Regions from separate parts of the Homo sapiens genome. Here region 2 is linked to region 1. Evidence: chromatin loops called from intact Hi-C (ENCODE). Cell type or tissue: CD14-positive monocyte. All regions are shown on one strand. Each heading gives the region's core, and the rest is flanking DNA. Links, peaks and the distances in the headings are about the cores only. Region 1 has its middle 47 kb from the start of LINC01852. Region 2 overlaps LINC02345 (long intergenic non-protein coding RNA 2345).

Region 1 (12,166 bases), core at 2,381-10,380:
TCACTAGAAATGTTATCCCAAGTCACCAACACCCATTTGCATCACATGCAGTCATTTTTTCATTTCCTATACGACTATATTTGTAATCTCCATAATGTATCACTTAGCGTATTGCAGTTTTACTTGATCTCTAAAAGGACTATTTTTAAAAATTCTAACACTTGCATTTCAGGGCTAAAAACTTCAGGAATGACTACTAAATCAGTGATACATTTCTTTTTTTCTCTTTTTAAGTAGTTCTAACAGATGATCTTCAAAAGCATCAACAACAGACATTAACTTAGATCATTTCACCCCAATTCATCTTCCACTAACAGTAGTTTTTTATTCCAAGTTTGGTATCAAGAGAGCACCAAAAGATGACTAAATAAGGATGTGTACAAAAGGTGACTTCCTTTTTTTCTGGGAAATAATTTTGGAGACAAAAAAATTCACCTTATATTTGGAAAAATGGGTATACATAAGGCCATGAGTCAAATTAATTTCAGAAATGTAAAAGTAGCATATGCTTTGTTTTTCCTCCACTTATCCTTGGAACCCAAAGTCACATCATTCTAAGTAGACGATTTATTTTAAGATTATATTATTATTATTCTCCATTTAAAAGGAAGCATCAGAATTTGATGTATCTGCTCAAACAACAAGCCTCACTCTACACTGCAAGAAAACTAAAAGCAAGCTCTTTTAAAAGTAACCACCCCAGTGGTTTATCAGGCACAGCCCAACACTGGCAAAGATGGTAGAAAAAAGAGTGAAAAGTTCACTCAGTACTCTTTGCTTTCAGTTTTCCCTCAGAATTCAACTTTCCAACAATAATCTGAGCCCTGTCTTCTTCCTCTGAATTTTGTCCTTTACATGGAAGGGAAAAAAATGCTGGTGCCTATAATAGTTGCTGATAGTTACTGCCTTAAATTTGCTCTCCTGGTCATGAGAAAGTGTTTCCACTTTCTAGTGACCCTTCCCACGTACTAGGGCATTCTTGCCAGGACTCAACTATGGAAACTTATTCCAATTAGGCAGGAAATGAAAAGAAACCTGTCCTACCATTTGGCTCAAAGTAAGAACGAGTATATATAGAAGAGTCCCAGAAAAAAAAAAAAAGGCAAGAAAAATAAACTCAGCTTCCTACCACCAACACCACCACTGTTTTTTGTCCCCAACAGAAACCTACAGGCAATCTGTTCTCCATAGATGTTAAATATTCAAAATTCTAGGAGGGAAGTGTTATGAGTGACTAGAGCAAAAAAAATGGAGCAAAGCTGTTGTGTTCTCTTTGACTCTATTACAGGCAAAGCTATTTGTATGACCCATTGTCCAAATGCCTCCTTCACCTACTTCAGCTGGGGGATGGGAAGAAGAAAGAGGCTTTGGCCGCAACAACAAAATAAGTCAGTTCTAAAGACACCGAGAGTCACCTTTTTAGAGCTCAACTTTTATTTCCACCTGAATGAAAAGCTCAGTCTGAGGTGAGAGCATCCTCAGGCAGCCAATCATTGGGATGCATAGTTCCTAACCCTTTGGAGTCACTGGGAAATCCCAGTGATGAATGTCCCCTTCCACATCCTGGACATTTGTCACTCAATTTCACCAGGTCTCTGTTTCCTCTCTTGAGGCAAAAAAAGAGAAAGGTCTCCCAGTGTCTTTATTAGGAGAATTTTGAATAGAATTGTTTAAGAAGAGGATTAACATTGACTTGGTATTGAAAATGGCCAACTCCTCTAGACAAAAATCTGAAAATAATTCTGATAAAAAGAGCAATTCTGCTTGTGAGCAAACCAGATGGCTACACACCCCTTCATCCAGTCTGTTGGTTTTCACATTGCTGCCTTGGAAGTTTCTCCCCAGAAAAACACATGGACGTGAGACTTTCTGACTGAGTTAGGAATCTGGTTCGAAAAAGGGCCTATCCACACTAACCCCTAGGTCTGCCCAACATAATTGCCCGCTTCATTTTCTTCAGGATATTTTCCCTGACAGATTGACTACACTTCTGAATAACTAAATATATCACTTATGGTCAACAAAGAGAAAACATTGAGGCTTCTTTGTGGAGCATTCAAACCAAAGCTTAGCGTTTGACCAAATTCCCTGGATTCATGCAGTAAATTGGGTCCAGGTGTGCTCTGAAGAGTTAGAACACTCATATTTAGAAAATTTCTCAGCTTCTACTTGAATGTTTATTTGTAGAGCTGATCATTAAAGCATGAGTAGAAAGAACATCAGAGGCCATCTATTAAGGGAGGCTTCCTGTTTCATCAGGAAGTGGTGATTGAACACCTTATAATCCCACACAATCCCACTTCCTCTAAGTAATTGTCATATCCCAAAAAGATGTGATAATTAAAGTTCAATCTTGGAACTCACACAATTGGTGCTAGGAACTGACACAATTGGTGCTAGGGTGAGTGTCAATTGCCCAAGACACTGTGGGAGTCCATTAAGAAAAAAAAAAGTTTATCATCTCAGCAAATACAGGATTACTGACAATAGCTTGGATTGACCAAAACGAGCATTAGTATGGACTCAACTATTCTCCAGGTTGGTATGGAGTTCTCAGCAATGGGTGAAGAGTCCATGGATGAACTTTAGAGTGGACCTTCTAAAAATATTGTGGAAAAGCACATGTGCATTTTAGAGGGAGGGCCCATAGCTTCTTTCATACTGTCATAGGTCATATTGTACCTAACAAAAGCCGTTAATGACCATAAGCACTGTACATTAAGATGTTATAACCTCAAGACTTGATTTTACGAAGTCAATCTTTGACGTAAATTCAGTGCCCTCTTCCAAAATCCTAACTCTGCCATAAGTTAATGATTATATGTTATAGTTAATCTAGTTTAAACCATAACTGTGTATGAGATATTGATAAGCATATTTCCTTCTCCCAGTTAATCTTTTTTTAAAAAAATCTCTTTTTAATTATATGACTCAATTAACCATCAATCAGAATAAGTCATATCTTGTGAAACAAATTTTTAAGAAATGAATGTTGGTGATAATTTAGTATCCTTCTCACTAATTCTAATTTAAACTTAATCATCACTATGGATTGTAATCTGTCTCATGCAATGCCTAATCTTGCTTAGGATCAAAGCACTCTCAAATCTTGTGTTATATGTGAAAAGTTTTTTTAGAAGTGTTAATCACCCATTATATATGTTAGATATAATCAAGGAGATCCAGTATATGATAAGATTTTTTAAAAGCATTAGATTTAGGCTGGGTGCGGTGGCTCATGCCTGTAATCCCAGCATTTTGGGAGGCCGAGGTGGGCAGATCACGAGGTCAGGAGATCGAGACCATCCTGGCTAACACGGTGAAACCCCATCTCTACTAAAAAAAAAAAAAAAAATTAGCCGGGCATGGTAGCAGGTGCCTGTAGTCCCAGCTACTCAGGAAGCTGAGGCAGGAGAATGGCGTGAACCTGGGAGGCAGAGCTGGCAGTGAGCCAAGATTGCGCCACTGCACTCTAGCCTGGGTGACAGAGCAAGACTCCATCTCAAAAAAAAAAAAAAAAAAGCATTAGATTTAAATAGAACTTCAGCACTTTATTAACTTCATCACTTGATCAATGTTTAACCCAATTTTAACTTCCCTATCTCAGCATACTTATGTACCAAAATTTTCATAGGAGCATCTCAAAATTTTTTTATGATTAAAAACACTTTTATTGAGATACAATTTATATACAATAAAATACACCATTTTAAATGTATAATTTGATGTTTTACAGTATACCCACAAAGGTTGTGAACCATCAAGTCTGTCTAATTTTAGAACATTTTCATCACTCCAAAAGGAAATCTCATATCCATTAGCAGTCGCTCGCCATGCCCTCCTCCTCTAACCCCTAGCAGCCACTAATCTACTCTCTGTTTCTATTGATTTGTCTATTCTGGACATTTCATTTAAATGGAATCGTATACTATGTGGCTTTTGTGCCTGCCTTATTTTACTCAGCATAATGTTTTCAAGGTTCATCCACATTGTAGAGTCCATCACTACTTCATTCTTAGTGGCTGGCCTTTTGGAATTTCAAATGAGATTTTTTTTTTGGCTATTACTAAGCATTATGGTGATGTCTGTCAGATGTCATTGTGCTGAACAGGTCCTGTGGCACAGTACATAGCAAGGTGTAGCAGTCAGTAAGAGGCATGGCATGATGTCAAACTCTTTCCAAAGAAGCATCATGTGCATGTAGTTTGTTTAGGGAGTACATAAGAGAGCTCAGAAAAGGCATCGAGCCATGAGACCTCCTCACAGAGTAGCAGAGTACTGAAGTCAGTCTGGTAAGAAGACAGCAGTAGCTGTGAGGTCATTTTAGAACACTGAGACATGGCTTTGGTCCTTCCAAGATTTTTATTCCCTTCAAGCAGGCTGCCAAAAATTTTAGTGTTCAAATATATACAAAGGACAGAAAATGGTTGAGAACCACCATTTCATCAACTCTCATTGTCTGTACTCAACTAAATGATAACTGCCATCAATATACACTGAATTCCTTTTTGGCTGAGCACAAAATGCTGTAGATTGAGGTGGGGTTTGTTTATATTTTAGAAGAGGATGCTTTGCTGGGTAATAACCAAGGTGGTCTATTTTCCATGGCTTTTGCTCTCTTTTTCCATAGGCAGAGGTGGAAGGACAATCTACCTGGTGCTCTGATGCCACTGAAACCATAAAAGGCTAAGGCTGTATGTCCTTACTCCCTATCATGAAGAGATCCTTTTCCATTTGATTCTTATTAAGCATCACACCATGCCCTTCTTCTCCTTATAATGCATCCAGTAGTCACAAGAGTTTCAACTGACTGATTTGGAGGCAGGTGTGATTTCATTTGACTACAATTGCATGATTCTCATGTATTTTAAGCACAGTCCTAGAGCAATGGCTCCCAAATGATCCATACTACACGTAGAAAGCATGTTAAAAATGCAGATTTCCCAGCCAGGCGTGGTGGCTCGTGCCTGTAATCCCAGCACTTTGGGAAGCCAAGGTGGGTGGATCACTTGAGTCAAGAAATTCGAGACCAGCCTCAGCAACATGGTGAAACTCTGCTCCTATAAAAAATACAAAACTCACCCCGGCATGGTGGTGCACGCCTACGGTCCCAGCTACTCAGGAGGCTGAGGTGGGAGGATGGCTTGAGCCCAGGAGGCAGAGGCTGCAGTGAGCTGTGATCACACCACTGCACTCCAGGCTGGGCAACAGAGTGAAACCCTGTCAAAAAAAAAAAAAAAAAAAAAAAGTTCAGATTCCCTCGGTTTGACTCTGATTAGGTAAGTCTGAGGTAGAGCCCAGAAATTTGAATCTGAAGCAAGCATACTTGTCCCATGTTGATGTGGGAGATTCATTAGAAGAGTCTGAGAAATACTGCTGTACTAGCTTTTGTTTACAGATTGCCTCAGGTGCCATTTCAAAAATGTCCCTCTTAAATGTTTATGTATTCCATAAAAAAATAAAGTTGGTGGGGACATAAACTTTAAGATTTTGTTATTGCATCTCTCTTAGTATGCCCTTCTCTTGCCAGTTTTTATTGATTCTCCACCTATAGTGTAAAATATCTCCATACACAGTGTAAAATCTACTTGATGAGAAGATGGTGGCAGTAGAAAAGGCTCTAGAGAGATAAAGCTTGCTTAAAAATACGGGAATGTGGGTGGCTGGCAAGATGGCCAAATAGGTACAGCTCTGGTCTGCAGATCCCAGCAAGATTAATGCAGAAGGCAGGTGATTTCTGCATTTCCAACTGAGGTACATGGCTCTTCTCACTGGGACTGATTAGACAGTGGGTACAGCCCACAGAGGGTGAGCCAAAGCAGGGTGGGGCGTCCCCTCACCCGGGAAGTGCAAGGGGTCTGGGAACTCCCTCCCCTAGCCAAGGGAAACCATGAGGGACTGTGCCATGAGGAATGGTGCATTCTGACCCAGATACTATGCTCTTCCCCTAGTCTTCACAATCTGCATACCAGGAGATTCCCTCAGGTGCCTACGCTACCAGGGCCCTGGGTTTCAAGCACAAAACTGGGCAGCCATTTGGGCAGACACTGAGCTAGCTGCAGGAGTTTTTTTTCATACCCCACTGGCGCCTGGAATGCCAGCAAGACAGAACCGTTCACTCCCCTGGAAAGGGGGCTGAAGCCAGGGAGCCAAGTGTTCTAGCTCAGCGGATCCAACCCCCACAGAGCCCAGCAAGCTAAGATCCACTGGCTTGAAATTCTTGCTGCAAGCACAACAGTCTGAAGTTGACCTGGGACTCTCCAGCTTGGTGCAGGAAGAGGTGTCCACCATTACTGAAGCTTGAGTAGCTGGTTTTCCCCTCACAGTGTAAACAAAGCCACCAGGAAGTTCAAACTGGGCGGAGCCCATGACAGCTCAGCAAAGCCACTGTAGCCAGACTGCCTCTTTAGATTCCTCCTCTCTGGGCAGGGCATCTCTGAAAGAAAGGCAGCAGCCCCAGTCAGGGGCTTATAGATAAAACTCCCATCTCCCTGGGACAGAGCACCTGGGGGAAGGGGGAGCTGTGGGCACAGCTTCAGCAGACTTAAGTGTTCCTGCCTGCTGGCTCTGAAGAGAGCAGCGGATCTCCCAGCCCACACTCGAGCTCTGCTAAATGACACACTGCCTCTTCAAGTGGGTCCCTGACCCCCATGCCTCCTGATTGGGAGACAACTCCGAGCAGGGGTCGACAGACACCTCATATAGGAGAGCTCTGGCTGGCATCTGGCGGGTGCCCCTCTGGGACGAAGCTTCCAGAGAAAAAAAAACAGGCAGCAATCTTTGCTGTTCTGCAGTCTCCACTGGTGATACTCAGGCAAACAGGGTCTGGAGTGGACCTCCAGCAAACTCCAGCAGACCTGCAGCAGAGTGGCCTGACTATTACAAAGAAAACTAACAAACAGAAAGGAATAGCATCAACATCAACAAATAAGAGGTCCACACAAAAACCCCATTCGAAGGTCACCAGTATCAAAGACCAAAGGTAGATAAATCCATGAAGATGAGGATAAAACAATGCAAAGAGACTGAAAATTTCAAAAACCAGAATGCCTCTTCTCCTCCAAAGGATGACAACTCCTCGCCAGCAAGGGAAAAAAAACTGGATGGAGAATGAGTTTGACAAATTGACAGAAGTAGGCTTCAGAAGGTGGGTAATAACAAACTCCTCCAAGCTAAAAGAGCATGTTCTAACCCAATGCAAGAAAGCTAAGAACCTTGAAAAAAGGTTAGAAGAATTGCTGACTAGAATAACCAGTTTAGAGAAGAACATAAATGACCTGATGGAACTGAAAAACACAGCACGAGAACTTTGTGAAGCATACACAAGTATCAATAGCCCAGTCGATCAAGCAGAAGAAAGGATACCAGAGATTGAAGATCAACTTAATGAAATAAAGCATGAAGACAAGATTAGAGAAAAAAGAATGAAAAGGAATGAACAAAGCCTACAAGAAATATGGGACTATGTGAAAAGACCGAACCTATGTTTGATTGGTGTACCTGAAAGTAATGGGGAGAATGGAACCAAGTTGGAAAACACTCTTCAGGATATTATCCAGGAGAACTTCCCCAACCTAACCAGACAGGCCAACATTCAAATTCAGGAAATGCAGAGAACAGCACAAAGATACTCCTTGAGAAGAGTAACCCCAAGACACATAATCATCAGATTCACCATGGTTTAAATGAAGGAAAAAATGTTCAGCATGGCCAGAGAGAAAGGTCGGGTTACTCACAAAGGGAAGCCCATCAGACTGTCAGCGGATCCCTCTGCAGAAATGCTACAAGCCAGGAGAGAGTGGAGGCCAATATTCAACATTCTTAAAGAAAAGAATTTTCAACCCAGAATTTCATATCCAGCCAAACTAAGCTTCATAAGCGAAGAAGAAATAAAATCCTTTACAGACAAGCAAATGTTGAGAGATTTTGCCACCATCAGGCCTGCCTTACAAGAGCTCCTGAAGGAAGCAAAGGAAAAACTAGTACCAGCCACTGCAAAAACATACCAAATTGTAAAGACCATTGACACTATGAAGAAACTGCATCAACTAATGGGCAAAATAACCAGCTAGCATCATAATGACAGGACCAAATTCACACATAACAATATTAACCTTAAATGTAAACAGGCTAAATGTCCCAATTAAAAGGCACGGACAAGCAAATTAGATATAGAGTTGACCCATCAGTGTGCTATATTCAGAAGACCCATCTCATGTGCAAAGACACACATAGGCTCAAAATAAAGGGATGGAGGACTATTTACCAAGCAAATGGAAAGCAAAGAAAAAAAAAAAAGCAGGGGTTGCAATCCTAGACTCTGATAAAACAAACTTTAAACCAACAAAGATCAAAAAAGACACAGAAAGGCACTACATAATGGTAAAGGGATCTGTGCAACAAGAAGAGCTAACTATCCTAAATATATATGCAACCAATACAGGAGCACCCAGATTCATAAAGCAAGTTCTTAGAGACCTACAAAGAGACATAGACTCCTACACAATAATAATGGGAGACTTTACCACCCCACTGTAAATATTAGACAAATCAAAGATACAGAAAATTAACAAGAATATTCAGGATTTGAACTCAGCTCTGGACCAAGCAGACCTAATAGGCATCTACAAAACTCTCCACCCTAAATCAACAGACTATACATTCTTCTCAGCACCACATCACACTTATACTAAAATTGACCAGATACTTGGAAGTAAAACACTCCTCAGCAAATGCAAAAGAACTGAAATCATAACAGTCTCTCAGACCACAGTGCAATCAAATTAGAACTCAGGATTAAGAAACTCACTCAAAACTGCACAACTACATGGAAACTGAACAATCTGCTTCTGAATAACTTCTGGGTAAATAATGAAATTAAGGCAGAAATAAATAAGTTCTTTGAAATCAATGAGAACAAAGACACAATGTACCAGAATCTCTGGGACACAGCTAAAGCAGTGTTTAGAGGGAAATTTATAGCACTAAATGCCCATAGGAGAAAGCGGTAAAGATCTAAAATCGACACCCTAACATCACAATTAAAAGAACTAGAGAAGCAAGAGCAAACAAATTCAAAAGCTAGCAGAAGGCAAGAAATAACTAAGATCAGAGCAGAACTGAAGGAGATAGAGACACAAAAAACCCTTCAAAAAAATCAGTGAATCCAGGAGCTGATTTTTTGAAAAGATTAAGAAAATAGATAGACCACTAGCCAGACCAATAAAGAATAAAAGAGAGAAGAATCAGATAGACACAATAAAAAATGATCGAGGGGAGATCACCACTGAACCAACAGAAATGCAAACTACCATCAGAGAATACTATAAACACCTCTACACAAATAAACTAGAAAATCTAGAAGAAATCGATCAATTCCTGGACACATACACCCACCCAAAACTAAACTGGGAAGAAGACGAATCCCTGAATAGACAATAACAATTTCTGAAATTGGGGCAGTAATTAATAGCCTACCAGCCAAAAAAGCCCAGGACCAGACAGATTCACAGCCGAATTCTACCAGAGGTACAAAGAGGAGCTGGTACCATTCCTTCTGAAATTATTCCAAACAATAGAAAAAGAGGGACTCCTCCCTAACTCATTTTATGAGGCCAGCACCATCCTGATACCAAAACCTGGCAGAGTCACACACACAAAAAGAAAATTTCAGGCCAATATCCTGATGAACATCGATGTGAAAATCCTCAATAAAATACTGGCAAACTGAATCCAGCAGCACATCAAAAAGTTTATCCACCACAATCAAATCGGCTTCATCCCTAGGTGCAAGGCTTGTTCAACATACGCAAAACAAGAAACGTAATCCATCACATAAACAGAACCAATGACAAAAACCACATGATTATCTCAATAGATGCAGAAAAGGCCTTCGATAAAATTCAACACCGCTTCATGTTAAAAACTCTCAATAAACTAGGTATTCATGGAACGTATCTCAAAATAATAAGAGCTATTTATGACAAACCCACAGCCAATATCATACTAAATGGGCAAAAGCTGGAAGCATTTCCTTTGAAAACTGGCACAGAACAAGGATGCCCTCTCTCACCCCTCCTATTCAACATAGTATTGGAAGCTCTGGCCAGGGCAATCAGGCAAGAGAAAGAAATAAAGGGTATTCAATTAGGAAAAGAGGAAGTCAAACTGTCTCTGTTTGCAGATGACATGATTGTATATTTAGGAAACCCCATCATCTCAGCCCAAAAACTCCTTAAGCTGATAAGCAACTTCAGCAAAGTCTCAGAATACAAAATCAATGTGCAAATATCACAAGCATTCCTGCATGCCAATAATAGACAAACAGAGAGCCAAATCATAGGTGAACTCTTATTCACTATTGCTACAAAGAGAATAAAATACCTAGGAATACAACTTACAAGGGATGTGAAGGACCTCTTCAAGGAGAACTGTAAAATGCTACTCAAGGAAATAAGAGAAGATGCAAACAAATGGAAAAACATTCCATCCTCATGAATAAGAAGAATCAATATCTTGAAAATGGTCATACTGCCCAAAGTAATTTATAGATTCAATGCTATTCTCATCAAGATACCATTCACAGAATTGGAAAAAAACTACTTTAAATTTCATATGGAACCAAAAAAGAGCCCTTATAGCCAAGACAATTCCAGGCAAAAAGAACAAAGCTGGAGGAAACACACTACCTGACTTCAAACTATACTACAAGGCTACAGTAGCCAAAACAGCATGGTACTGGTACCAAAACAGATGTATAGAACAGAACAGAGGCCTCAGAAATAACGCCACACATCTGCAACCATTTGGTCTTTGACAAACCTGACAAAAACAAGCAATGGGGAAAGATTCCCTGTTTAATAAATGGTGCTGGAAAAACTGGCTAGCCATATGCAGAAAACTGAAACTGGACCCTTCCTTACAGCTTATACAAAAATTAACTCAAGATGGATTAAAGACTTAAACATAAGACCTAAAACCATAAAAACCTTAGAAAAACCAAAAAACCTAGGCAATACCATTTAGGACATAGGCATGGGCAAAAACTTCATGACTAAAACACGAAAAGCAATGGCAACAAAAGCCAAAATTGACAAATGGGATCTAATTAAACTAAAGAGCTTTTGCACAGCAAAGGAACTATCATCAGAGTGAACAGGCAACCTACAGAATGGGAGAAAATTTTTGCAAATCTATCCATCTGACAAAGGGCTAACATCCAGAATCTACAAGGAACTTAAAGTTACAAGAAAAAAAAACCCCATCAAAAAGTGGGCAAAGGATATAAACAGACACTTCTCAACAGAAGGCATTTATGCAGCCAACAAACATATGAAAAGAAACTCTTCATCACTGGTCATTAGAGAAATACAAATCAAAACCCAATGAGATACCATCTCATGCCAGTTAGAATGGTGATCACTAAAATGTCAGGAAACAACAGATGCTGGTGAGGCTGTGGAGAAATAGGGACACTTCTACACTGTGGGTGGGAGTGTAATTTAGTTCAACCATTGTGGAAGACAGTGTGATGATTTCTCAAGGATCTAGAACCAGAAATACCATTTAACCCAGCAATCCCATTACTGCGTATATACCCAAAGGATTATAAATCATTCTACTATAAAGCCACATGCACATGTATGTTTACTGCAGCACTATTCACAATAGCAAAGACTTGGAACCAACACAAAAGCCTATCAATGATTAACTAGATAAAGAAAATGTGGGCTGGGCACGGTGGCTCACGCCTGTAATCCCAGCACTTTGGGAGCCCGAGGCAGGTGGATCACAAGGTCAGGAGATTGAGGCCATCCTGGCTAACACAGTGAAACCCCGTCTCTACTAAAAATACAAAAAAAATTAGCTGGGCATGGTGGCATGTGCCTGTAGTCCCAGCTACTTGGGAGGCTGAGGCAGGAGAATCACTTGAACCTGGGAGGCAGAGGTTGCAGTGAGCCGTGATTGCGCCACTGCACTCCAGCCTGGGTGACAGAGAGAGACTCTGTCTTGGAGAAAAAAAGAAAAGAAAATGTGGCACATATATACCAAGGAATACTATGCAGCCATAAAAAATGATGAGTTCATGTCCTTTGCAGGGACATGGATGAAGCTGGAAACCATCATCCTCAGCAAACTGACACAGGAACAGAAAACCAAACACCAC
Region 2 (12,166 bases), core at 1,334-9,333, 70 kb before region 1:
TCCTGGCCCATGTTCCCTTCTTCTAGGCCCTGGTCTTGCTTGGCTTTCTGGATGTTCTCAACCTTGACATGACTCCTTATTCTCCAATTCATTTGGACCTCAAGACACTACTACTCTGGCTACAGCCGGTAAGAGCTATATATACTATGGCTAGACCATTGCCTATAGTGAAGATAGTGGTTTCCCCAAATGAAATGGATATTGCCACTATTGATCATCCTAGGTTAAAAAAAAAAAAAAAAAAAAAAAAGAGGCAGGGGGGAAAAAAAGGAAAGAATCCCTCTCTGTTGGGGGGTTGACTGGGGATCCATTCAGTGGGTCAGATTTTGGACTTGGGAAAAGAGGTCAAGAAAATTACCACTGGTAAGGTAGACTGGCCCTTTCACCACGACATGACTAGGGACTGAAGAGAGAGGAAGGCAGTGAGGAACTCCCTGCATGAAGCATGGCTAATGGATCTGTGATAGCTGATGTGAGGCTTTAAATTTGCTTTTGCTTCATTGGAAACCCCTGTTATCCTCAAACTTTCAGTATAATGTTTTAAATACTACAACCTTGTCTTACTTATATTATTTACACTTGGGAGAATTACCATACACACTTGGAGTGAAGTGATTCCAGGAAAATGGAAAACATTCTGCTGGATATCTTCTGATTCTCCCTCCAATCTCCTCTCCATCCTTCTCCACCCTGCTCTGTGCCCTGCCAAGCTGATCTGTATAGACTACATCTTTGGGCCTCTTTGCTCTCAGGCTTCTAGTTGGGTTCATCTAAGGGGGAGATTGGTAGGAAGGAAGGAGGGAAGAGTCTGAGGTTAGGGTATTTATTCCTCCAGTTCTCTCACCATAGGGTTATTAGGTACTGGCTGAATCCCTACAGCTTCTGCCAAATGGTCTTCTCCATGCATTGTTCTCTGTCTTTGCATTCTGGTGACTGCTCCCTTCTATAATGGAAACTCAGGTTTCCAGTCCTGGGGTGCTACATCCTACTGACCCTTTCATAAATTGGCCTTTTATTAAACTCTTCAAATTACCCAACTGAGTGGATATCTGTTTCCTGCCAAGATCCTGACTGACACAACCACTTTGTCATTGTTGCTGCTGTTAACTAGTTGTATTTAGGAATAATTTCCATGGAGAAAAACATGTATCTTAAGGGTCCACTTCAGTAACTACTGACGATGCACACATTCCTGTAACCAACACCCCAATGAGTTAAATTTCTAGCACCCCAAAATTTCCCATTGAAAATTTCCACCACTGACTTCAATTGTCTGTATTTTCTGTATTTCTAGATTAAAATTTATTTCTATGCATTTAGAGAATCAATAAAATTAAAACTTGTACTTCATAATGTACATAGCTGATTTCTCTCACTTTGGCCTTTTCTATCACTTTACCAATATTTACAACATTTTTCCTCTTAGTAGTTGAAAAGACATGTGTCGACCCCTGTGCAAATACTCCATCTTGATGCTCCATTAAGCTCACACTTCAGAACTACACTAAATGAAGAAACGAAGGGCCCCCTCTTCTCCATTTCCCTAACCATCCTCCTTGATCTCCAGTTTCTCTAGCATTCCTGAATACCTGTGATGTCCTACCCTATGCCTGACCCCACATCAAGTTCCAAGTGTATTTCATCAGAATTGTATCTCTTCACTGCAGCTGACTTTAGTTAAGTATACAAAAGACAAAATCAAACTGAGGGTGCTCTAAGGTACAAAAATTCCCCTAAGGGATGCTCGCATTTTGCATTTTTAAAACAGATCTCCAGTTAACTGAAATGATTTGCTCATTGCTCATGTCATAGCTAAGGCAAATCTAGGCAATAGAGTGGAAATGGTTTGGAACAGCAGGTCATTTCCATCCGATGAGATGAGATCTAGCAATCTTTTACCTACTATGTCTATCCACAATGTTGCTCTGACTCATGAAAATGAGTGCATCCACTTATTCCCCCTCCCAACTCACAGGCTTGTGTGACAGAAGAGTAAGTCCTGGCCCCTTTTTAAACCATTTTCCATTAATTAACAATCTCCAACCCTGACACACACCCACATAAAAAGAAGTCAATTAAGTGTTTAGAAATTTTGGAGATGGGGAATAAGAAAGCAGCTGACAACTACGTTGCAGGTTTGAATCTGAAAAACATAAAATTTAATAGCTTTCTAAGAAGGACAAGGAAGCAGCGAATGGAAGGGGAAATTTTTCAAAGTGCTAGAGAGGTACAGATAGTGTTTAATTTTAGATACCATGCTGCTTCTATCAACAACATGAAATCCAGTTGACTATTTCAGCAGCATATGTAACTCAGCTAATCAGAAAAATATGCAAGCAGTTGAGTAGCTGTCTTCTTGACAAACTTTAACATATGGATCTGGAAAACATCCTGAATTCTGGGGCAAAATCAAATCAATCAAAAAGGCATTAGGGATTTCTTGCCATTTAGCAACAAAGCAACCCTCTTTTCAAAAGGTTCAATAACATCCTTTGGTTCCAAAACAAGGTCTCTTGAGCCTCCCTTTGTTGCAAGGGAAAAGTCACTGAACCTGAAATTTTGATTCAGCTCTGTCTCATTGACTCCATTGGTCTTGAACAAACCACTTCACCTTTCCAAAAGACTAGAGGAAGTCTAAGGTCTCATCTAACTCTCCCATTTGACAATTGTATTTTCCTGATTAGTTTTCTGACTCATGTTAATAGCTATCCATTTTATCAAGAAGTTGCAGAGCAATAAAAAAAAGGTGAGTTAACATTTTTATACCTAAACTACCTAAGATATATCTAGGAGAATCTATGCCAAAATATTTAAAGTGTGTATTAGTCTGATCCTGCATTGCTATAAAAAACTACTCGAGACTGGGTAATTTATAAAGAAAAGAGGTTTAATTGGCTCACAGTTCCACAGGCTGTACAGGAAGCATGGCTGGGGAGGCCTTAGGAAACTTACAATCATGGCGGAAGATGAAAGGGAAGAAGGTCATCCTACATGGCTGAAGCAGGAGGAAAAGAGGGAAGGGGGAGGTGCTATACACTTTTAAACAACCAGATCTCATGAGAACTCACTCACTATCATGAGAACAGCAAGGGGAAAATCAACCCTCATGATCCAGTCACCTCCCACCAGGCCCCTCCTCCAACATGGGGATTATAATTGGACATGAGATTTGGGTGGGGTCACAAATCCAAACCATCTCAAAGTGTTTCAGTCAAATTGATGGGATTGCGAATGATTTTTTCTTCCTATGGGTGAAGAAGTCATTCTTGAAGGAGGGGTAATAAAAGGGATTTGTAGCTGTATAACAAAGAATTTGGCTTTTCTCAAAGAAAAGATCTGGCCTATGCCCTGGGCCCTCCTGATGGGAGGGTGTTTGCTTGCCTGGTGGCCTTAGGTCATACTGGATGGTCTTAACAATGGGATTTAGGGTAGGGGGTGACCACAACCATACAGTCCTAGGACAAGGGCTGGCAATAGATCAACAATGTGACATAAAGTGGGGCCTTTGGGTAACACAGTAACAATCAACCTGAAGACTGAGATCAAATACGTATGCAATCAATCATGTCTACTAAATAGAGCCCCAGTAATAACTCTGGTCACTGAGGCTCAGACGGGCTTCTCTAGTTGGCAATTCTCCATGGGTACTGTCACACATCAGTGCCTGCAGAGTGATGTGTTCTGCCTTCATGGGCTGAAAACAACATATGTGTTCTTCCCTTGGCTGATTTAATCTGTATCCTTTCCTTGTAATTAACCATAACTATGAGTAGAATAGCTTTCAGTGAGTTCTGTGAGTCATTCTAGCAAATTATCAAACCTGAGGATGGTTTTGGGAACCCCCTGAACTTTTAGCTGGTATCAGAAGTGAGAACAGTCGTGGGTGCTATAGCCTCTACTTTGTAGTTGGCCTAAACTCTGCAATATCACAGCAATTAAAAAAAATTAAGATTTAAGATCAATATTTTGCTTCCTAAAAATGCTATGGCCTTTGACAATTTCCCACAAAACAGCCAACAGCCTCCAAACATGCTCTTAATTTATCCTCTCCCTTCTCTTCTGTCACTGTCCCATGTCTGCACTCCACTCTTCCCCCACCAAGAAATTATTATTTACTTTTAATGAAGGTCAGTTTTCTTATTTCTCTGGACTTTTGACTACTAATATTCATTGGAATTTCACCTTCCAATTAAGAGTTATCTTTCTTTCTTCTGGTTATTTATGTACACATTTAAAATTTTCTGCTAAGAAAATGTACATATTCTTTTAATAAAAAAGTAACCTCCTCAAAAGCAGGCCCACATATTTTTCAGTCTTCAGACAGATTTGCACATGAAAATAAAACTGTGCAGCCAGAACAACTAATTGGAAACAATTTATATTTGATAGGTTTAATATTCTCTTTTCTGATTTTTGACATTCTTGCCATAACTTATATCCTAGTTTCTAGTCCCCCAAAGTTTCTCTTCTATTTCAAAATTTTCCTTAAACTTTGGCTGACACACCCTTTACATCCTGGCCCCTTCTTCCCCTCTTCTCTATAGCATTGTCTTCTTTTCTGCTAGTTATTCTCTGCTCTTTGCTAAGTAAAACCTGCAATCCTATCTACGTTTCCTTGTCTTTTTCTCACAGAATGTCTCCAATATTCTTTTTAAGACAAAATCAAAATCATCTACATCCACACAGCTTACTGACTATATTAACATGACTTTACTACTTCAAAGTGGTCATAAACGTAATTTTACTATTCCAGGAAATTTGCTCATAAAAATAAAAGTTAAAAATGAATTTATTTTTTATTCCAGCAACTTCCTGAAATACCAATCAATTTTCAATAGAAAGCATTAAATGATAATGTATACCCCAAGACTCTTTGAACCCCTCGTCAGAATTCTCACCTCATTGTGTCCATTAACCCTAACCTGTTGTATCATAATCCATATCCAACTCTAACCAAGCCCTGCGTTGAAAGACCCACTTTCATCTAGATGAGTCTCTAAGTCTCTAAAATTTCAATAAATTTCCTGACTTTGCCTTCCCTCTTTTGAGGCTCTGTTAAGACTATGTCTACATTATGGTCTCTCTTACCATGGTAAGAACAAACTCAGCTTTGTGCCATTATAGGTAGTTTGGTGATGTTTGGGGAAGCCAGCATTCACCACAAAGCTCAGGAGAAGAATAAGATAACAAGCCATAATTTTCCTCTGTGATTGAATGTTTATACATGTGTTTTAGGTGGAGTGGGAGGCAGGGAAATGTGTTGTAGGGTGGTAGGAAAGAGAAAGAAATATACAGACATATGCCACTTTAAAATTTTAGCAGATTTCTATAACTAATGTCTCATTAGACCCTTAAAACAATGCTATGTAGCACACAGGACATATATTAGGGTCCTCATTTTAAAGACGGAGACTCTAGACTCATGGGGTGACGTGAGATTAAGATTTGGGACACATAACATGAAACAGCTAGAGGAAATTGCTAAAGCAGGAGTCAGCAAACTGCAACCTGCAGGCCAAATCCGGCCCTGAGGCCTGTTTATGTAAATAAAAGTATATTGAATACAGCCATTTTCTCATTTGTTTGCGTAATTGTCTATAGTTGCTTTGCTGCTATAATAGTATTGTTAAGTAGTTCTGACAGAGACCATATGGTGCACAAAGTCTAAAATATTTTCTGGATGGCCCTTTATAAAACAGGTTTGCCAATCCCTGTTCTAATGCAACACAACATAAAGTTAACTTCCCCCAAAATGTAATAAAATTATTAAACTCTAAAGGCCTTGAAGATGTGAGTTGGATAGTTCTTCATCAGGCAAAGGGATATACAATAATATGAAGTGATAAATTACCAGGTTCTAAAGGGTTTCTAAATAATAGGAAAGAGTTCTCCTGGGAAGTTCTCAACCCAGACACAGATAGCAATGATACTGTGAACTGAAATAGTGTAGGTAAAGGCCTATCATTCACCCAGCACTGTAGGCATCTAGGCAGCAGCAAATAGGAAGAGAAATCGCTATAATAACAAAAATATTGTTGATAAAACTTGAACTTTAAAGACAATGAGAAGAGAAAAGATCAAGAGAATGCTGTACAATTGCTGACTCAACAGTAGCTAAGAAAGGAAACAAAGCTGACACAGGCAGGCATGAATTGTTAGGAAATCAATAGCTTAATGAGTAATCGAGTCAGCTTTCCTAGAACACCCAGAATGAGTTATGTCTGCGTTTTTGCTTTTCTTTTGCAACCTAAACTTCAGGCCTCTGACTGGTCTCTCTGCTTCCAGGCTTGCTCCCCTATATTCTACTCCCCAGAAAAAATTATCCTTTTACAACAGAAATTAGGTCATGTTAATACTTTGCTCAAAACCCTCCAGTGACTTCACATTTCACCAGAGGTTGATCATTCTTGAAGCTAATAAATCTGCAGATTGAGGGCCCCTCATTGCACAGGGCTCTTCCAAGGCCCTGGAAGGGGCTCTGGCAATGTGCTCATGTGGTCATTTTTTTTTAAAATTTGCAAATATGAGATATTTTTACCAAAGCTCTTTATTGCTTATTTCCCTCTGTCACATTTCTCTTTAAGTCAAGTGGTGTGAGAATAGACAGACACTTTAGGGCCCAGGGAAGGAGAAGTTGAATTGGAGAAGCATTTAGTTTGGGTTAGTAGGATGTATTATTGTGGTTCACAGTTACTTCAGTGTAAAAATTTTCCTGGTGTTGGAATGGCTTCCAGGAATACTTCTGCCATTCTCTGTACCAATCTATGTTGTGACATTAAAGTTCACAGCCTGAGATTATAAAATAAGAACTTGTCTTCATCATACCAGAAATATGTGGCTAGTAGAGGAGAAAAGGGGGTTGAAATATATGCAGCCAGAAGCGAGTACACAGAAAATTCTTACAAATCTTATGGTCATATAAAGAAAGAAAGTTGAGAAAAGTTTTCTCAAATTGACGACAATTCTAAAAAACATACATAGCATTAGCAGTAATGAGTTATAAAATTAAAGAAGGTTTTTTCCATGAAATCAACAATAAAAAGATAAATTTTGTCCCAACAAGCTAAAGACTGAATTATCTTCAGTTCTTCCTATAGAAAATGATGTTAGAAAATAATATGAATAATCAGTTATTTCAGTGTAAACTAATGAAGAGGGAAAAAGTAATGCAACTAACTTTGTTTATACCTTTAAAGAAAAAAAAGGAGAAAAAAGTAATACAGAGAGGTGTCACAGTTAGTAAAATTATTACGGTTTGGGTTTTTTTTTTGGATTTTGTGGTATGTGTAGTATCTTTTAAAACTGATATTATTATGATTTTTTTCATTCCAAATAAGTATTAGGTTCGTAGCTAATTTTGTATTCTTTTACTTATAGAAAGCCTCAGGATTATAAGCTTCAAACCCTACAAATCCTGGATCCACCCTTGATTCTCAGAGTTAAATACAAAGCCTTTAAAATTGGCCTGTCAAGCCCCCATGATGACGGCTTGCTACTCTCTGACCCATCTCCAACATCCCACCCTTACTCACTCCATGCAAGCCACTGTAGCCACTTGCTGATCCTAGATCATACCCAGTACCTTCCTGCCACAGGACTTTTGCACTGGCTGTTTCCTCTGTATAATACGCTTTCCCCAGATATCACCATGACTTTTCTCTAACTTTCTTCAGGTCTCTGCTAACATATTACCATAACAGAGCAGCATTCCCTGATTACCTATAAAAAATAACACTGTCATCCAGCTCCTGCCACTTTCTATCACCTTACATTGTCTTATGTTCCTTAACAATTAACATCATGTAATACTTTAGTTATTTATTACCAACTTTCCCAAGTAGAATGTAAGCTTTGAAAGGAAGGAGACTCATGTTCGCTGCTGTGTCCCCATCCCCAGGGCCTAGAACAGTTCCTGGCTCATAGTTAGAACTTTAAATTCGTTACTGAGTGAATGACTAAATGAACAAAAGAATGAATGAGTGCATGGAATTATTAACACCAGAATTTAAAGGGATTAATAGTAAATACAAGACCAGATTGTGACCATACTTTATTTCATTTGCAATTTGCTGTATATAATACATAGTTTGATAAACTACATCTAACTCATTTGAGAGAAGCGTTTTAGTTCTTTTCAACTAGAACTTACAGTTGCAAATAAAGAGGCCAAAGGAAGAACCTTTTCAAGTACTCCCGAGGGCAAATAATTAAACTGTTTGGGCACATCATTATGTCTCTTTCTGAGAGGGTAAAACAGGTAAGCAAATTTTTATCAACGAGCACCTGACTGAGGCCCATTCCTATTGGCTGATAACATTCCTTTTATAATATCTTAATCTTGAAGTACCAATTGCCTTTTTAAAATATTCTTAAAATTGTGACTTACCTCTTATATAACTAAGCACAGAAATTCACATCCTACAAGTTGGAAGGAGCATCAGAGATCACTGGGCCCGATGGTTCCCAAACCAGTTGTGTATTAGGAGGACCTGAGGAATTAAAAAATATATAGATTTCCTGGCCCTGGAGCTGCTATAGCAGAATCTAATGGTGGAGCCTACAGAGCTATATTTTTTAGCAGGCTCTCCTCATAATTTTTTGCAGCCTTCCTGACTCACCAGTATTTGAGAACTACTGATCTTGTTTTCTCTTCTTACTTACTGTGTTTCCCAAATGGTGAAACTAGTATGTACACATAACCCTTGACTAGGAAATAGAAAAAAAGAATCCATTATCGTCTAGATGGTGGTTCTCCATCTGACTGAACACATGGAATCATCTAGAAAGCTTTTATTTTAATGGCTAGGCTCTCCTCCCAGCTGATGAAATCAGACTCTCTGGGTAAGACCTACAGCACTCGTGTTTTTAAAGCTCTATAGTGAGTCTAATGTTCAACCAGGATTGAGGAACCCTGATCAAGAAGACAAGAATTTCAAGAAACAGAGAAACTATATTTGTCTTTCTTCCTTAGGCACTTCCTACTTTCTGAGTCTGACATTCATATATCTAAAAAGGCAACTTGGAGACATCCCCTCCTACTGAGGTTTTTACAGTTGAGAATCTTAGATTCTAGAGAGAAACTTGCCCAAGATCAAATAATTAATTAGAGGCTGATTTAGAACCTGAACCCAGGTTTCTCATTTCCAGAGCTGATGCAACTTTTACTACATCAAAATCTTCCTATTCACTGTATTTCATTTCATAAGCAAGCCTCTGTGATCTCAGAGAATCTTTATTCAGTCTCCTGGTCATACCAGCACTCTTTCAGTGAATTACAGGCAGGAGCTAGTTATAAATTCAATGGCGGGCCAGATAAGCAGCTGCCCATGACACCAATCTATAACAGCATTTTCCAAACTTGCCTGGTCAAAAGATTCTTGTGGGGAAATTGTTAATAATACAGATTCCCAGATTTCGCCACTGAATATTTTGATTCAGTAGACTTAGTTCAGGATCTTGAAATACGTAAGTATGACAAAGGCTACAGCTGATTCATATGCTTGGCAAGTTTGGGAGAGACTGTACTAAAATATTATTAAAATAAGTGATATTTTATCCCACTTAAACTGATTTCTATATGTGACTCTTTAGAGCAGGAGTTGACAAATTTTTCTATAATGGGTCAGATGGAATTTGTTTAGGTTCTGCAGGCTGTGTGGTTTCTGTTGCAACTACTCAATTTGTTGCGGTAGTGTGAAAGCAGCCATCAACTATATAGATGAATGGGAATGGCTATATTCTATCAAAACTGTTTACAAAAACAGGCAGTGGACTGGACTGGACCCACACACTATAAGTTGGCAACTCCCTGATTTACATAACGATAAAAATGTAAATTTATAATTGTAACAAATATTTGCCTACAAGAAATAAGAATAAACAAAAATAGTGACTTAAATAAATAAGGATTTATTTCATCTCACATAACAAATTTAGACTTAGGTGATTGCTGTTGTAAGTTTAGCAATTTAATAACATGTCAAAAGTGGGACCATTTACCTTCAGAAACTTCTAGAAGGCATCTTCTTTTGTATTATTGGTTAGATTTGGATCACATGCCCACACCAGGTTTTATGACTAAGTACACTGTTCCTGAAATCAAGGGAATTCTGTCCAAAAAGTGCTGGGGTGGGGAGCAGGGAGTGTGGAGGTGGATGACTAAGATCATTAATATAGAAGAAAGCTGGGTAAGTAGTGCTTTTATGTAGCCAGCTCACAGTGTCTGTCACAGTCCAGCCCTTTGGCAATCTGACATCCACACACATCCTTCTTCCTACACATGCAGTTTTTAGGTGTACTCACCCTTCTCCCTAAGGAAGGAAAACTATGACATTCCTCTAACTACTACATTCACATCCAAATCTAGTATCTCTAGACAATGTTCGATCTTCATTTGGTCCAGAGATAAGTTCTTTCAGGTGTGGAAATTTTCTCCAAAAATCAGGTTTCCTGCTTCCAACATATCTAATATACAATTGTTGGAAAAGACTAATCTTTAATATTTGCTAGCATATACTTCATCCTGTTAGAAAGACATAGTGAGAAATGCCTGCCCTCTCAATGGAGACAGTCTTTGATTAGTCAATCTGACAATTCCTGGTTCTATTCTTGACGAAACTCTCCTGATTTTTCTTCCATAGCCTCTGGTTCTTCCCTCTAGTAAGATATGCCTTAATCACTATTTTTAATGCCTGTTTCTGAAATGAGCATTCAAGAGAAATTTCTCAAATGTTAGCAACCTCTGCGTGTTCGTACAAATTCAGATACCTAAAGATTGCCTTTGGGGTTCAATAATTACATGCAGTTGTTGGTGAGGCTTGGAGTATCTTTAAGCAATAAAGTTCCTCTCAAAAACTCAGTAGATTCCGTCTATTTGTGTCTGGTCAATTCCTTGCATTAGTAACCACAGCTAAAGATCTCGTCTAGACAGTCTTTGAGGCTAAGAATCCTTGTCTCTCTGCAGCTAGATCCTGTGCTCTTCTAAATCCTCTCGGTATTTAACTCACACAATCAGGTTTTTGTGCTAAAAAATCTCCAGTTTTATCAGTCTTAAAGATGCCACTTTCCCACCTCTGCTTGTTTTAACTTGAGATATCAAAGACACCTTCTCCAACCCTACAAAGTATGGAATTCTGTTCATTTAGACTGGAGGTCACAGTTAGAAAGCATCTCTCTCAGCAGTCATACTTTCTTCCCTCTCTGATTAGAGATTACCTATCTAATTTAAGTTTGCCTCTCATAGTAAGACTTTTTTTGCTAACAGCCATTAAAGTAACCCAACACACAGGAACATCCTGAATTTTTCCTTTCATTTCCCATGCCACTCTAACCTTAGTCAACCTGTGGTCTGCATTATAAGACAGATCAGGCCAATGGTTGCTTAAATATTTTGCTATACCGAAGGTTTTCCTGCCTGACAGTTGAGTCCGCAACCTCCACTCTGACCTAACAAAAAGTGTGTTTCTTGCAGTATTCCACTTCCAGGACCCAAATTCTCTATCAGTTAGATATGCTTTCAGCTATAAACCATTAAAACTCAATGAACTACAGATGAAACAAATAAAAATATTTTTCTCTAACAGAAATCTAGGTGTGAGTAGTAGCATTGGTTCCAAGGCATCAAGGCCCTAAGTCAGCATCTCTGTGATTCTCGTGGCCTCCTGCTCATAGTCACGAGATGGTTGCAGCACATCATCACATCACCTTGGAAGGCAGGAAGCAGGTGGTAGTGTGATGCAGAGCTTTTCTTCTCAGCCTCTGTCTCTTATATCAAGAAGTAAAATTTTTCCCAAAGCCCCTCAACAGCCTTTTACTTAAATCTCATTGGCCAGAATTGGATAAGAAGCCTGCTCACCTTAGACTTGGGCATACCTTCCATGGAATCAAAGGATCTGCACTGGGGGAAAAAAGTTAGGGTCCCTTAAGCAAGGAATACTTAGCCAACGGTGTCTGCCGTAGACTGCCCCCAACAAAACTGACAAGAGCCCAAATGGAAGTTTTAAAACTTAAGCTAAGGCTGGGCGTGGTGGCTCACTCCTGTCATCGCAGCACTTTGGAAGGCCGAGGCGGGAGGATCACTTGAGCCCAGGAGTTCAAGACCAGCCTGGGCAACATGGCAAAACACCATCCCTCTCTCTCTGTCTCTCTCTCTCTCTCCACACACACA

Evidence for each region. Peaks named below come from ENCODE experiments on the same cell type or tissue, not always from the same donor. Only the 100,000 strongest peaks of a DNase experiment are listed, where the experiment ranks them.
Region 2: it touches region 1 in a loop (2.5-fold over the local background); 5 of 110 quality-filtered maps call a loop at or near these places.

What each region holds. Positions count from the first base shown.
Region 1 is chr15:38,113,763-38,125,928 of GRCh38, forward strand. No RefSeq gene overlaps it. Among named protein-coding and RNA genes, the nearest start is that of LINC01852, 47 kb to the left of the region's middle. RefSeq lists an enhancer at 6,211-6,400. In CD14-positive monocyte, for the core only: no CTCF peak of the experiment used is centred there; a DNase peak (open chromatin) is centred at 6,309; H3K27ac peaks cover 1,195 bases.
Region 2 is chr15:38,044,548-38,056,713 of GRCh38, forward strand. It overlaps LINC02345 (long intergenic non-protein coding RNA 2345), which reads left to right. Exons shown (of 4, transcript NR_120330.1): 2 at 27-128. Among named protein-coding and RNA genes, the nearest start is that of LINC02345, 10 kb to the left of the region's middle. In CD14-positive monocyte, for the core only: no CTCF peak of the experiment used is centred there; a DNase peak (open chromatin) is centred at 6,184; H3K27ac peaks cover 2,279 bases.